Linked DNA regions of Homo sapiens: region 1 is linked to region 2. A link is a contact called in ENCODE Hi-C data. All regions are on one chromosome and are shown on one strand. The core of a region is the stretch at or near the end of the contact, and the rest is flanking DNA. Distances in the headings are between cores, read along the strand shown.

Evidence for each region. A loop is a pair of places that touch in the nucleus more often than their neighbours do. Pooled maps may share reads with other maps.
Region 1: a map of gastrocnemius medialis shows a loop between it and region 2 (3-fold over the local background). The contact joins two enhancer-like sites. A Hi-C loop is called at or near these places in 2 of 168 maps with a recorded cell type or tissue (gastrocnemius medialis and pancreas) and 5 of 50 pooled maps.

The regions. Positions count from the first base shown.
Region 1 is chr6:6,927,287-6,934,490 of GRCh38, reverse strand. No RefSeq gene overlaps it. Among named protein-coding and RNA genes, the nearest start is that of LINC03055, 45 kb to the right of the region's middle. Within about 2 kb of position 3,806, at least 3 of the 41 ENCODE cell types and tissues checked have a DNase peak (open chromatin) inside an H3K27ac peak, as active enhancers do.
Region 2 is chr6:7,133,767-7,140,156 of GRCh38, reverse strand. The region is part of intron 1 of RREB1 (ras responsive element binding protein 1); the gene reads right to left. Among named protein-coding and RNA genes, the nearest start is that of RREB1, 29 kb to the right of the region's middle. RefSeq lists an enhancer at 3,076-3,145. Within about 2 kb of position 3,121, at least 32 of the 41 ENCODE cell types and tissues checked have a DNase peak (open chromatin) inside an H3K27ac peak, as active enhancers do.

The DNA.
Region 1 (7,204 bases), core at 2,557-5,056, 210 kb after region 2:
CACCACACTCAGCTAATTTTTTAATTTTTTGTGGAGATGGGGTCTTGCTGTGTTGCCCAGGTTGGTCTTGAACTCCTGGGCTCAAGTCATCCTTCCACCTTAGCCTCTCAAAGTATTGGGATTACAGACATGAACTACCACACCCAGCTGAACTGTACTTTTTATAGTTTTATCCCCAAAACAGTACTTCCAGTATCCCTGACATAAATATAACCTTGAGAAGGCTTTTTCAAATTGCATACAATGCCCACCTTTTCCATCCTAGCCACAGTTATTTTTATGATTATCATCTTGTATTTCTCACACTGTTTTCACATGAGAAACTTAAAATTGTCTATGAATCCGTCTAATTTCATGAATTCTTCTGGCAATCCTGTGGAGGAGATGCAAGGCTTTGATAATGTAAAATTCCAAATATTATAGTATCTAGTGACCCAGTGTGATTCACTCAAACAACAGAGGAAACAGGCCCTTATAAAGTTAGCATTTGCTGTTTGTTTCCATGGTTCTCAAAGCTTGAGTCAGGTACCACTTCAGCCTGGAGTTGCTGTAGAATGAGCCCCCAGTAGAAGGAAGCATCACCCATTGAAACAAGGGTGCATCTTTCTTTTTCAGGCTTCATTTGGTTTCCACTGAATACCCTTATTTTGCACATGTCAACAAAGAAAATATTTCTATTATGGGCCGGGCGCGGTGGCTCATGCCTGTAATTCTAGCACTTCAGAAGGCCGAGGTGGGAGGATCACTTGAGTTCAGGAGTTCGAGACCAGCCCAGCCAACGTGGTGAAACCCCATCTCCACTAAAAAAACAAAAATTAACTGGGCTTGGTGGTACACGCCTGTAGTCCCAGCTACTTGGGAGGCTGAGGCAGGAGAATAGTTTAAACCTGGGATGGGGAGGTTGCAGTGAGCCAAGATTGTGCCACTGCACTCCAGCCTGGGCAACGGAGTGAAACTTCATCTCAAAAAAAAAAAGGAAAAGAAAAACGAAAACATTTCCATTATGGTTATAGTCAAGGTGTTTTGTGTTTTATTCTTTTTCTCACTTCCCATTTAAAAATTATCAAGTAATCATGTCAATTAAGTTTCTGTTTGCCTACGTAGCCTTTGTTACTGGTTATACTTTCTAGTTGGGATTTTAAGAATTAATTTCTACATCCAGCAATTTGAGAATAATTTGTGCAACTCTGCCCTATTTTTTTCTTCTCCTTGCTTTATCCCTCTTTGCTGTGTTTTCTTCTCCTAGCTGATGTCGCTGTTGAAGTGTTCTGATGAACAGTTGGAGAGTAATGTGTCGTCCCCACCTCCTTATGAACGCCCATCATCATCGAGGGTGAACGCATCCTAATACCCGAGCAGAGCAGTTGTCCTCTGTGAGCCAGGAGCCCTCGGGGACTGTGGTTCTCTTCACAGCTGCACCCCTGACTTGTTGTGTGAGCTTGGTGTGCCATTTAGCCTGTTTGTGTCTTTTTATCTCTGCTCTGAACTATACATGTCCCCCATCAATCTAGAAAACAATTCCCAAAGAATTATGACATCTTTGTCCTCGCAGACGGTTCATGAGGGTTTAGGAAACACTATGTTAGCAGACGTATTCTCTGGCCCTAGTTCCTTGTGTCGTTGGTACTCACACCGCTCACATGAGTGGGGATTGACTCTCACAGCTCCTGCGTATGTGTGTGTATGGGTGTATTTGTGTGTGTATGTGTGTATGTATGTGTATGTATGTACATGTGTATGTATGTGTATGTGTGCATGTGTGTATGTGCTTGTGTATGTATGTGTATGTGTGTATTGTGTGTGCGTGTATGTGTATGTGTGCATGTATGTGCATGTGTGCATGTGTATTTGTATGTATGTGTATGTGTGCATGTGTGTATGTGCATGTGTGTGTATGTGTGTGCATGTGTGTATGTGCATGTGTGCATGTGTATTTGTGTGTATGTATGTGTATGTGTGCATGTGTGTATGTGCATGTGTGTGTATGTGTGTGCATGTGTATGTGTGCATGTGTGCATGTGTGTATGTGTGTGCATGTGTATGTGTGCATGTGTGCATGTGTATTTGTGTGCATGTGTATTTGTGTGTATGCATGTGTGTGTGTGCATGTGTGTGCGTGCGTGTGTGTGCGTGTGTGTGTATTGTGTGTGTGGGTGTGTATGTGTTTGTGTGTGTGTGTGTGTGTTTACAAACACAGAGAGGCTGAAAATGAAATGCATCCAACAGCAAGTAGACATTTGCTCAAGACCCCTTCTTTGTCATCACACTCCTCTCTGCAAAAATAGAGCCACTGGCCAGTACCCCTATTTAAGACACCCTTATAGTGAATGAACTCTACACTAGCCTCACCTTTTTACCAGAAATATAAGTAACTCATTAATAAATACCCCAGATCTGTTCAATTTTCTTTCTTTTTTTTCACCCTATTACTACAGACACAGTGTTAACAATTTTCTTATTTCTCAAGCACCTACCTGATTCTTTGCCATTCCAAACAATTAAATATTTTTATATCAACATTTGCCTTTCTTGCTCTCTTTTTAAAACTTAATACCCCGAACCCCCTTTAAAACCCTCTGTGCCTTAGTCTTGCCACACAGACGAGAAAAGCGCCAGGTTCAGAGACTGTGCAGGATAGGAACAAAGCTGTCTGCTGAACCATCTGCCTTTTCTTAGCTGTAGAAAAAGAGAGGATTTACAGGTTTAGAAGGAGATTATTTTTCACAGCTTCCAGGCTACCAATATTCTATCCTTGTTTGCAAAATTCCCCCCACAGGTTGAGCAAGTCACTGTGACCTCTACAGAGAAGAAATGCCCCTGAGATGCACTCTCATTTGGAAAGATTCTAAAAAATACAGTTTGGAACTTCCGGGTTTGCCCCAGCCATGTGCAGTCCTGTTTGTGCTTCTCTCCTCCGTGCTAGGAACCTCCACCTTGACTCCCTATTTCTAGCAAACAGAAGGACCGCTGCTGCCTTCCATGAAAGGCATTCTATATCAGAGAGGGGCACGGAGGAAAGGGAATAAAACAAAAGTGAAGTCAATTTGCATTCAGATGTTGGCATTAAGTATTAATAGGGCTTGGGGTGAGGGTAGTTTCTCTTTTATTCATGCTCAGGTTGCCATGGCTGTCTGGGTTTCCAGGGATGGCAGAGGGGGATGGTGAAAAGGAGGAAAGGGCTACTGAGCCTTCGTGGAGCTGTTCAAGGTCAGAGCCTCACCCTGTGCCCTGACACTGTGGCCCAGATGGCTGAGAGCGAGTTCAAGGAACTGAAAGATGCAGAAGTTTCCAGCACAACCAGAGAATATCTGATTGGCTTCTCTTTAACTGATAAAGACCCTTGTGCTTTAAAAACAATACCCTGGCCAGGCATGGTGGCTCATGCCAGTAATCCTAGCACTTTGGGAGGCTGAGGTGGGAGGATCACTTAAGGCCAGGAGTTTGAGACCAGCCTGCGCAACACAGTGAGACCCCCATCTCTAAAAATAATAACTAACAAAAAATAAAAAAAAACAGCAATAACCCAAGCTTAGGCTCAAGAGGGAATATCAGCAGAGAGATAGGAAAGTGAAGAGTGGTACCATGGGATGGCCCAAGTTCAGATACCCTTTGAAGGCAGGGCTGGAGACTGTGTTCGATTGGGAATGGGAGAGGCCCTGTCCTCAGCCTGTGGAGCCACTGGCCCCTGTGCTTTCTTGTTCTAATTCACAGAACCAGGAAAGAGGAGAGGGTGGGATGGGAAGGGCTGGCACCCCTGCTGCATCCACCTCTAGCCTTTGGAAGGCGATCAGGAAGCTGTGCTGATGGTACTGGACGGGCAGCTGCTGACTGAGGAAGCGATGGCTCTGTGCCCAAGGTGGGCTTTGTGACCAGGGGAAGTCCTTTCCAGAGGAAGCCCTTGAAGCCAAGTATCCTATAAGGGGAGGATTCTGTGTCTTCTTTTTCTTACTTTCCTTTTTTGAGAAAGCCTCTAGACTCGTACCACCCGAGTCACTGTTTATTTAGCGCTCTTGCAAGGCTGGCTCTTGTCACCCGTGTCTGAGCCTGTCCCTGCATTAGCCTCTTCCAGGGAAGCCTGGAAATTTCCATCACTCCTCTCTAATGCAACCCTACTCTGCCCCAGCCAGACTGCCCTGGGAATGTGTTAGCTTGACAGCAGAGAGCAGTCGTTCTCATTCTTGACTGCTCACTTGAAGCACCTGGATGGATTTTAAAAGTTCAGATGCCCAGATGATACATGGTGCAGTCAAATCAGAATCTCTAGGGGTGGATCCCAGGCTCGGGAGTTTCTAGAACTCCCCAGGGTGATTCCAATGGCTGCCAAGCTTGAGGGTCAGCATGGGGCTTCTGAGTGCATCCAGATTGCCTGGACTCGATTCTCATCTCTGCCACTGGTACTAGTCTTGGCCCAGTTATTTTCCACGTCTGCCACAGTTTCCTCATCTGTAAAATGCAAATCATAACGGTACCAATAGCATATAGCATTAGTATGAGGATTAAATAAGTTAATATGTGCTACGGGCTTGGAAAGTGGCTGGCACAGTCAGTGCTCTAAGTGTTTGCCGTGTGTGATGCCAGGGAGCACATCTTAAGAGGGACTTGGGCAAGAGGAACAGGCAGGGGACAGAACCTGAGGATGTGTCTCACGAGCAGAAGTGTAAAGACCTGGAGGTGTATTTCTCCTGGAAAGGAGGAGGCTTTGTTGAGATAGGATGGTCATCTTCAGATTCCTATCAGATGGGAAAGAAATGACGCTTGTTCTGCATGACTGTGGAGGAAAGAACAAGGATTCAGTAGCGAAGAGTTTCCAGCAGAGCCATTCATTCACTCTGCAGTGAGATGGACAGTGTCAGGAGGAGTGACTTCCCAGGCTCTGGGATGTTCTAGCAGCATTGCGTCAGTTTTTGGTGGAAAGGTTATAGGAGGAATCGGAATGGAACGGAAGGACTTTCAAGGCCTTTTCTAGCCCATGCCTTGCATGTACTGAGCAGTGCTAAATGTTAGTTGTTATGAAATGCTGTCTTGAAGTGGGCAAGGCCTGGCAGGGGATGGTGGTGGAGGCTATCATTGAGTCTAAAACTGTGTCCAAGAGAGTACTAGGCTGAGCATGGAGGCTCAAGCCTGTAATCCCAGCAATTTGGGAGGCTGAGGTGGGAGGATCGCTTGAGCCCAGGAGTTTGAGATCGCTTGGGCAACACAGTGACAGCCCATCTCTACAAAAAATAAAAAAAATTAGCCAGGTTTAGCGGGGAGCAACCGTAGCCCTGGCAACTTGGGGGAGGCTGAGGGTGGAGGATCCCTTGAACTCAGAAGTTGAAGGCTGTAGTGAGCCATGATTGCACCACGGCACTGCAGCCTAGGCAACAGAGGAAGGCCTTGTCTCAAAAAAAAAAAAAAGAAAAAAAGAGAAGACCAAGGTCAAATGAGGTGGAGTCAAACCTGTTCTCAAATTGAGGGGTGAACACGGGGGCTGGGGTTGGAACCTGGCCCGTGCAGGCATTGGAGAGGAGCCAGTTAAGACGCCTGCCTAGGCCGGGCGCGGTGGCTCACGCCTGTAATCCCAGCACTTTGGGAGGCCGAGGCGGGCGGATCAGGAGGTCAGGAGATCGAGACCATCCTGGCTAAAACGGTGAAACCCCATCTCTACTAAAAATACAAAAAATTAGGTGGGCGTGGTGGTGGGCACCTGTAGTCCCAGCTACTCGGGAGGCAGAGGCAGGAGAATGGCGTGAACCTGGGAGGCGGAACTTGCAGTGAGCCAAGATCGCGCCACTGCACTCCAGCCTGGGCGACAGAGCGAGACGCCGCTCAAAAAAAAAAAAAAGACACCTGCCTAGGGGTGAGTATCGGGCTTCTGCTGTGAGGAGGGGTCGAGATACCTACAGGCCCTCTACTGTTAGTTCTGGACACAGGATAGATGGCTGGGCTGGCTTTGTTTAAGGCATAGGGTCAAAGAAGACACTTTCTAAATCTCAAGAGCTCAGCCTTAGTAGGTTTCCACCCAGGACGTCCGTGCGCCATACCGTGCCCTGTGCCTTCTTCACTCCCTCTGGCCTCCCTCTCTGTACAGATTCCTAGCATTTTGCCTACCCTGGGGGAATTCTACCCAGCCTATTTCACTTGACTTTTCCTTTTGGCGTGGGGCAGAGACAGCACTAGTTGTGACACTATGGTATTTCACTAAAAATCAAGCCACATGTCCCTTTTACTAAGTCAGCCCCACTCTCACCCTCTAGTGTTTGCCCAGCACATGTTCAGCCACATCCCTTGTGTGAGCTTGGTGGGTGGCTTCCGCACGGCGCCTGGTCCTCATTCTGCCCCACCCCTGCTACCCTCCTCTGCAGGGCTTCAGGGTTGTGATCCTCGGTCCTACTTCTCCCTGGCTGACCTGACCCCTTCAAGCCCAGTGACCCCCTTCCCTCAGCGTCTCTGCCACTCTGCATAGCCACACCCCGTAGGAGGCTCCACCCTCCGGATGGCCATCTCGGAAATGGCTTTGTAGCCACCACCCCGTCCTTCCATGGGTCCCACTCACTCGTTCCTGCTAAGCCTCTTCTTCGCCTTTATCGCGGCCCCTGGAGCCCCTCCTTGTGTTTGGCACTGTGGACCCGTCCTGGTTGCATCTGTTCCCTCCCTCCCTCCCTTTGTGGTGAAATGATTTGGCAAAGTTCTCAAAAGCACCTCCCTTTTCTTACCCTCTTGACCTTCCCCTGTGTCTCCCTGGGCAATCCTTTCATCTACTCCTGATCCCAAAGTGCTGAATTCCACTGAAGAGATTTGTGCCCCGAAAGTAATTGGACGCCCTGCCCAGTCCTGCTGGGGACGCTCCCAGTGCCTTCAGGCATGGTCCTCTGACTCCGTTTTTAGCTCCCTATCAGATTCCCAGGACAGCTGCTCCAAATCTTTTCCACTCTCCTCCAGCCCTAACTGACCCTGCTCGTTCCCCTCTCCAGAACAGACCTCTTCACTGCATTGGCTAAGCAAACCACCCCTCCCCACTACGGAGATTGCTGACTTTTTTTTTTTTTTAATGGGGATAATTTCTCATTCTCTTTTTCTTTCATTTTGTTTTGGGGGAGAAATGTTCCTTATTCTTTCTAAGGCTAAAGCCCCCACCCTTGCTGCTAACCTTCTCTTTATTTATTTATTTATTTTTATTTTTGAGACAGGGTCTCACTGTCACCCAGGCTGGAGTGAAGTGGTG
Region 2 (6,390 bases), core at 1,872-4,371:
CGCCGTGTGGCAGGCCCACATAAAGAGATTTAAAGTGTGAAGCCTGATGGTCTTTCCCCTAAATTCTCAATAATTAAAAAAAATTCAAAATCCATGTGACCTTGGACTCTCTCATTTTCATCTGTCTCTTGCAGTACACTCTCTTTGCTAACCATTCAGCACACTGCAAGCTCTGATAAAAGTAGTTAATGTTTACTGAAACCTGCGCATGAACTGTACTAAACCTGATAGGAATGAAAAAGGCAAAGTTCTGTTAACAGCATCTATGTACAATAAAAAGGGTGGGTGGGGGAAAGGACCAAGAAGGAATTTTTTTTCTAGTCTGAATCTAAAAGTTCTGACTGATAAAATATAAATTTCCAAAGTCTAATGGAGTCAATATATATCACCAATTAAAAGATACTTTTAATCTAATCTTTTTGGAAAATTTTGAACACAAATATACCTGAATGATTTTACAGATTTTGTTTTTACAGAACTTAAATCTGTTTATATTTCATATTCTCATACTTTTTTTTGAAGGCCCAACTACCTGATCAATAACCAATTCAGTTATATTGTCGAATATTTATTTGTTTGAATAGCTACACATAGGTTATAGCAGAACTATTTTATGCAAAAATAAATTTAACATTTCAACAGTTATCTATTTTTCTCCCCTTAACTCCAAATGTAAAGTTAACTTCAGTCAAACCAGATCTTTAATTTTAACATTTACCATTACATTCACTCAAAGTATATTGAGTTAAACATCAGAACCTACTGATATTTTTAACTTACTGATACTGTCTTTTCCTCCCATTTCTACACTATCCCTTTTTCTCCAATTACCTCAGTTAAAATAAAATTTCAACTTACAAACATATACATACACACACTGTACCCAGAACAGGATGCTCTCAGGTGTCTGAAGCCAACTTTCTCTCTCCCCCATCCCCCCTCCCACCTTTGCTTAAAGGGCAGCAATAGAACCAGTCACCTTGGAAACAAACATCACTCAGTGTTTGCAGAACAAACAATGGTACCTTTTCAGCCAGTACCAGGCAGGCAGGGCAAGGGGCAGCCAAGCAATTCTGGGCCTTACAGGAGTGTTAACATATTGTATTCATTCAGTGCACGAAAAAGTAGTTCAGTACTAAAAGTGAAATGTTCTCACATGTGTGAACCTTTGGCTAGAAACCATACACAAAAGTGAGTAAGGTTTAGAGTCAAATAAGGCTACCTACTAAGTTAGAAAAAAAATCTTTTCATTATTTTTGTAATTGTTTTACGTAACTCATGAATAAGGTAAACTATACTCTTATTACGGAGGATTACCTTCTCCAGCAACTAGGAACAAGTTACTTTTAAAAACAAAACAAAAAAAGTGTCATCTAATTGCTCCCATGAAACAATCATATTCATGTCACTTTTGTCCCAATATGCTAGCATATATTGATTTTTAAATGTGTATACTGGTGGGTGCCTTAACCCACTTGTGAATTTCTGGTATTAATAAAGAAATACGAGTGTGAGCTAGAAAACTGTCAATTTTCAGAGCACTGTTTAAAACAGGGCCAAACAGATACATAAATCTATAAGAGCTTTGGATAACAACCACCACTTTGACCTTGGATTACAATGACTAAACTTTCATTTTCTGAAGACTTACAAAAGCTAATCATTTGGGGTAGCTCAAGTTTGAGGGGAGATTCTTTTGTTACTGTTTTTAAAAAGCTCAACTGGATAGTTAATTTAAAAAATATTCAAGTGTCTTTCAGATCCTTCAGAATGAAACTTCAAAATGTTCAACGTAACAGTTTCCTCCCTATTCTGGGTGTGTGCCGAAGTTTTCCTTCCCACCAATTAAGAGAGAAGGCTGGGCCCAACTGAATTATTTGGACAGGAGTTTGATGTCAGTTAAATACCACAGTAACTGGCATTTTCTATCACCTCCAGACTAAAGGACAAATGCCTAATTAACATGGACCAACATGCAGCTTAAACTGGAAAAGTGCCTGTCCTTTTTCTTTCTTTTCTTTTTTTCTGAAAGATTTAGGTCTTTAACATCCTTGAGTTAAAGTGCACAAAGGGTGTCTAATGCCATCTGACTGAGGTGTAAAAGTCTAATTAACTAATGCTTTTTGCAGTGATAGTAAATCAGTTAACATTATTAATCTTCCTGACTAGGCGTAAGTGAGTGAGGAGGGCTATTGAAAAGGAGCTAAACAGTTAGACTGGGTACCCTTGAAAAAGAAAAGGAACTCTGAAAGTGATGACTGATGATACTGAAAATAACTGAGATACTTAAAATCCAACCGCTCGCCGGGCCTACCACCAGGCAAGAGACTCTGAAAGCTGAGGCTGCAGCTCCAGGGCAGGGAGAGGAAGAGGAGGAGCTAGGCGGCCGTGAAATGACTCTCATCTCCCATCCTTCCCTCCCAGCATCACCGAGAGAGACACGACTCTCACGTGCTGGAGGCTTCCCTGCCTTAAATTAACGCTGTACCTTTCCAACTAATGTTTTCAGTAGACCAAACAAAAGTTTGGAGTAGTTTGAGCAAATGACTCCAACAGTGGAGCCAGTTAGGCTAGTTTCAATTCATCAACAACTATCTTAGCATCTGGCTTCTTAGTTTCATCTGCCTATGTGTTTGGCATCCAAAAATGCGCATGCATATCATACTCATGTTAGCAAACCATACTTTATCAAAGGCACTTCCTGCATGTAAACATCTGAAGAGAAAAGGCCAACAGCCAAACAATTTCTGTACCAGGGCTTGGTCTGTCTGTCCTGAGACAATGGCAGTAACTGCAGTCATGCCCTCCACCCTCTTTTCTGGATTCCAACCCTCTATTCCCTGCCTCCCTGTACCCGAGTCTATAAGGCAGCTCCTTCCCTGGGGGCTCAGGGGGGAAGGGAGAGGCATCAGGTCTAGCAGGCACTCTCTTGGTCCCTTGCCTGCTCCTGCCGCCTCCACCCAGGCCTTCCCAGGAAAGCCAGGGGACAGGACTGCTCAACTCCTGACAGCAGCTGGATGTGACGAATTAGCTCTGGGCTTTGGGGAGGGAACTCCCCATGTTGAGGCACTCCCGTCGCCAGATCCTGGGTGATGACCCTAAACCCAGCAAGCTTCCTCCATCTTCTCGAAGAACATCTCAAAGGAGCAGAGTTGGAAAGGGAAGTGAAAGAGGGAGGCCAGGTGCCGCGGTGGCTTCATCTTTTCCCCTCCTCAATATTTCTATCAAGTTTCTGTTTCACTGCCACCTCACATAAGGGGGATATGAACCTATGCATACCTTTTTAATAAAATTCTGAGGCAAACACAACACGTTTGGTTAACGACGGGCTTTCACAAGCCACCTGATAATAAAGAACTCTTGAAAACATCAGGCTTCAGAACTCAGTTCATCCTGAATAAAGATATTTATGCTTTATTTATTGTTTTAAATGTCTTTAGAGGCTGTTATTTGTTACTTTGCACACCATTATACCTAAAAATCACCTCTTCTGTTCAAAAAGGTAGGTTCAAGAGAAAACTTTTCATTTGTACTCCTAAGTTAATTATATATTCATGACCTCCTCCTCAAATAATGTCTCAGGCTGAGGGTAGTGGCTCATGCCTGTAATCCCAACATTTTGGGAAGCTGAGGATAGCGGGTTGCTGGAGCCCAGGAGTTCGAGACCGGCCTGGGCAACATAGCAAGACCTTATCTCTATTTAAAAATAAATAAATAAATAACATCTCTTACAAAATCCTGTTTACTATTATCTCCATATTGCCTAGCCATTGGGATCTGAAGCTACTGAAGGGGGGAGAAATCCTAGCCAATTAAACAATTCTTCAAAACAAACTAAAATCCTTAAGATATAATTTATAACTCATTTCAACTTTTTAAAATACGGGCATTACTGACATCTATAAACAAAGGCAAGAGAGAAGGTGCAGATGAAGTCCCTTTTCAAATCAAACTTCTACTCAAATCAGAATTGTAAAATTGTTTTAGAATTCTTAAAATAAAGTTTGGTGGGTTTTTTCCCCCAGAAACCTGTGTGAGGTCAGTTCCATCAAAAGTCATCATCACCCCTGATCACCTCCTCAGACATGGGAATCTCACTCAGCTGAGACCAACAGTTGGAGGAGGTACTGGTCCCATTGTACAGATGGTCACAGCCCTTTAATTGAGGTCAGCTGACTTGCTTAGTCATATGCCACCTCTCTCACCAGGTCCACCACAGGACAGTAATTTCTCCCTGCCTGTGTAGTAAAAATCCAGCTTTAGTATCAGCAGAAAATCCAAACAATGTGATCTTCCCAAATCCCATTCTTTCCTGTGCTCAGTTGATCCATACTTACTGTCTACCTGTTTTGCTAAGTCCCCTAGAGCAACTTGAAAGGGCTATAAAAGCTTGAAATAAAGATCATGTTAAATGTTTTTGAAAATATACAGATGGCACATAAAACTTAAACGGAATACCTGCTCCCAGTCCCAAGTCCTAGACAAAGGTAGAATACTAAGATGCTTTTCCTGTAGCTAACAAGCACATCAGAAATGAGGCAGTCACCTCCCCTGCCTGCATCTTGGAGAGTTAAGTGGTGCAAGAATGCTGTTGTTGTCAGAACCAGAAGAACAGCAATGAAAGAGGCATCAGCTGTGGAATAACCACAGCTAAGCCACTAGACCCCATTTGAAAAAAAGGAAAATGGAACCACAAGAGAATGAAGTCAGGTTTTTCAGAAAGGTCTCAATCTACCAGCTGGTCTTTTGGCTGCTGCCCTGCCTAAAAGCAGCTTTCAGAATGCTTAGAATTTCCCTGGATTTACGGTCCTAATCCTTTATATGGTACTTTCCAATAGCTTCCATCCTTACAAAGGTTTTTGTTTACGTTTACTGATTAAAAAGAAAGAAAATGCTGCCCATGGGTATCATTGTGTCACCTCCTAAGAAGGCACAAGGAAGATAATTCTACCCATTTTAGAGATGGAAAAACCAAGGTGTGAAGTATATCTTTTTCTGTTTTAATCATAATCAAGGTTGGGCTTGCATTCAGGACCTTACGTTAGTCTCCTAGCTAACAAACCCAGTCCTCTCTCTAATAGATCACAGTAGATTAATTAAAAGGGCCAAGGGAGAGTCATTAAGTATGTCCAAATGTTTCTTACAATCTGGCTGATTGCATTCTCTTTCCCAATAGAATTCTTTGAAATGATGAGGAAAATGAGGTGATATCAAGGGCTGCTCTGGAAACCGTTCAGTGTATGAACAGGTGGAAGAAAATATATCTTCCTAACTTGTCATACAGTGGCGTTTAGCTCTAGTTACAGAACTCCACTTGCGGTTCAGAACTAGTCTAATCGTTATTTTCCTGACATTAGACTTTAGGGTTACATATGCAGGATCTGTCTTCCTCTAGGGCAGGGGCCCTCCAGGGAGCTATTTCAAGGGATCCACTTATTCATTTGCTCATCAAGCATCTAGAAATCAATTAAATTTACACATATATGTACAATTATTTTGCAAGTATATGAAAATGCTGCTGTATTTAATAAAGATAAGTGCCACTAAAATGTCGATAGAGTTTTTCTGTCATTAGAGCTTCTCAACAGAATCTAAAAAAATAATTAAAATCACACTTGGTCTGGAAATTTTTTACATTAAAAGAGTATCTTACATTTAAAAAGATGGGGAATAATTGCTCTAGAATGTCCAAATAACATGACATTGATTAAAGAAAAACATCCAGTAAAAATACAACCACAGATAAAGGACACATCACATCATTCCTAACATTCACAACACAGTGCCCTATGTAAGAGAACAAACACCTTCCTCTCAAGAGAGGCCAACCCTCTAGCGAAAGGACTTTTTGAACTGCTCAATTTGTTTTTCATCAGTAACCCTCACGGGTTTGGGGTAATAAGACAGATCACATGCTATCCAAAAATAAACACACACATTTTGTCAGTTCAGTATTTTTCTCTTTAAAATAAATTTCTGATGAACTACATATTCACAATTTACCATAAAAAGTTTAATACTATGTTGGTTTCATGTAACCTAGAAGATAGGTTCCTTCACTCACACAATGAGTGCCCAGGGAATGCAAAATAATTATAACATTAGCCTATGACCCTGCCCCCCAAAATTATGCCACATCAAAATGTGATTTTCATGTTCAAGAATATTTGAATACACCAAAAAAGACTTGTCATATCATATTAAAATTGTAAAACATATGGTATAAAGACATGTACAAAAATGGGTTTTATTGTCCACAATAAATCCCATTTTTGTAATATGTGTATATATCCATAGAAAACCACCTAAAAGGAAATAGTAAAGTATCAACAATGATTTATCTCTGACTTGTGGGCATAAACAATTTTACTTTCCTTTTTCCTTTTTGCA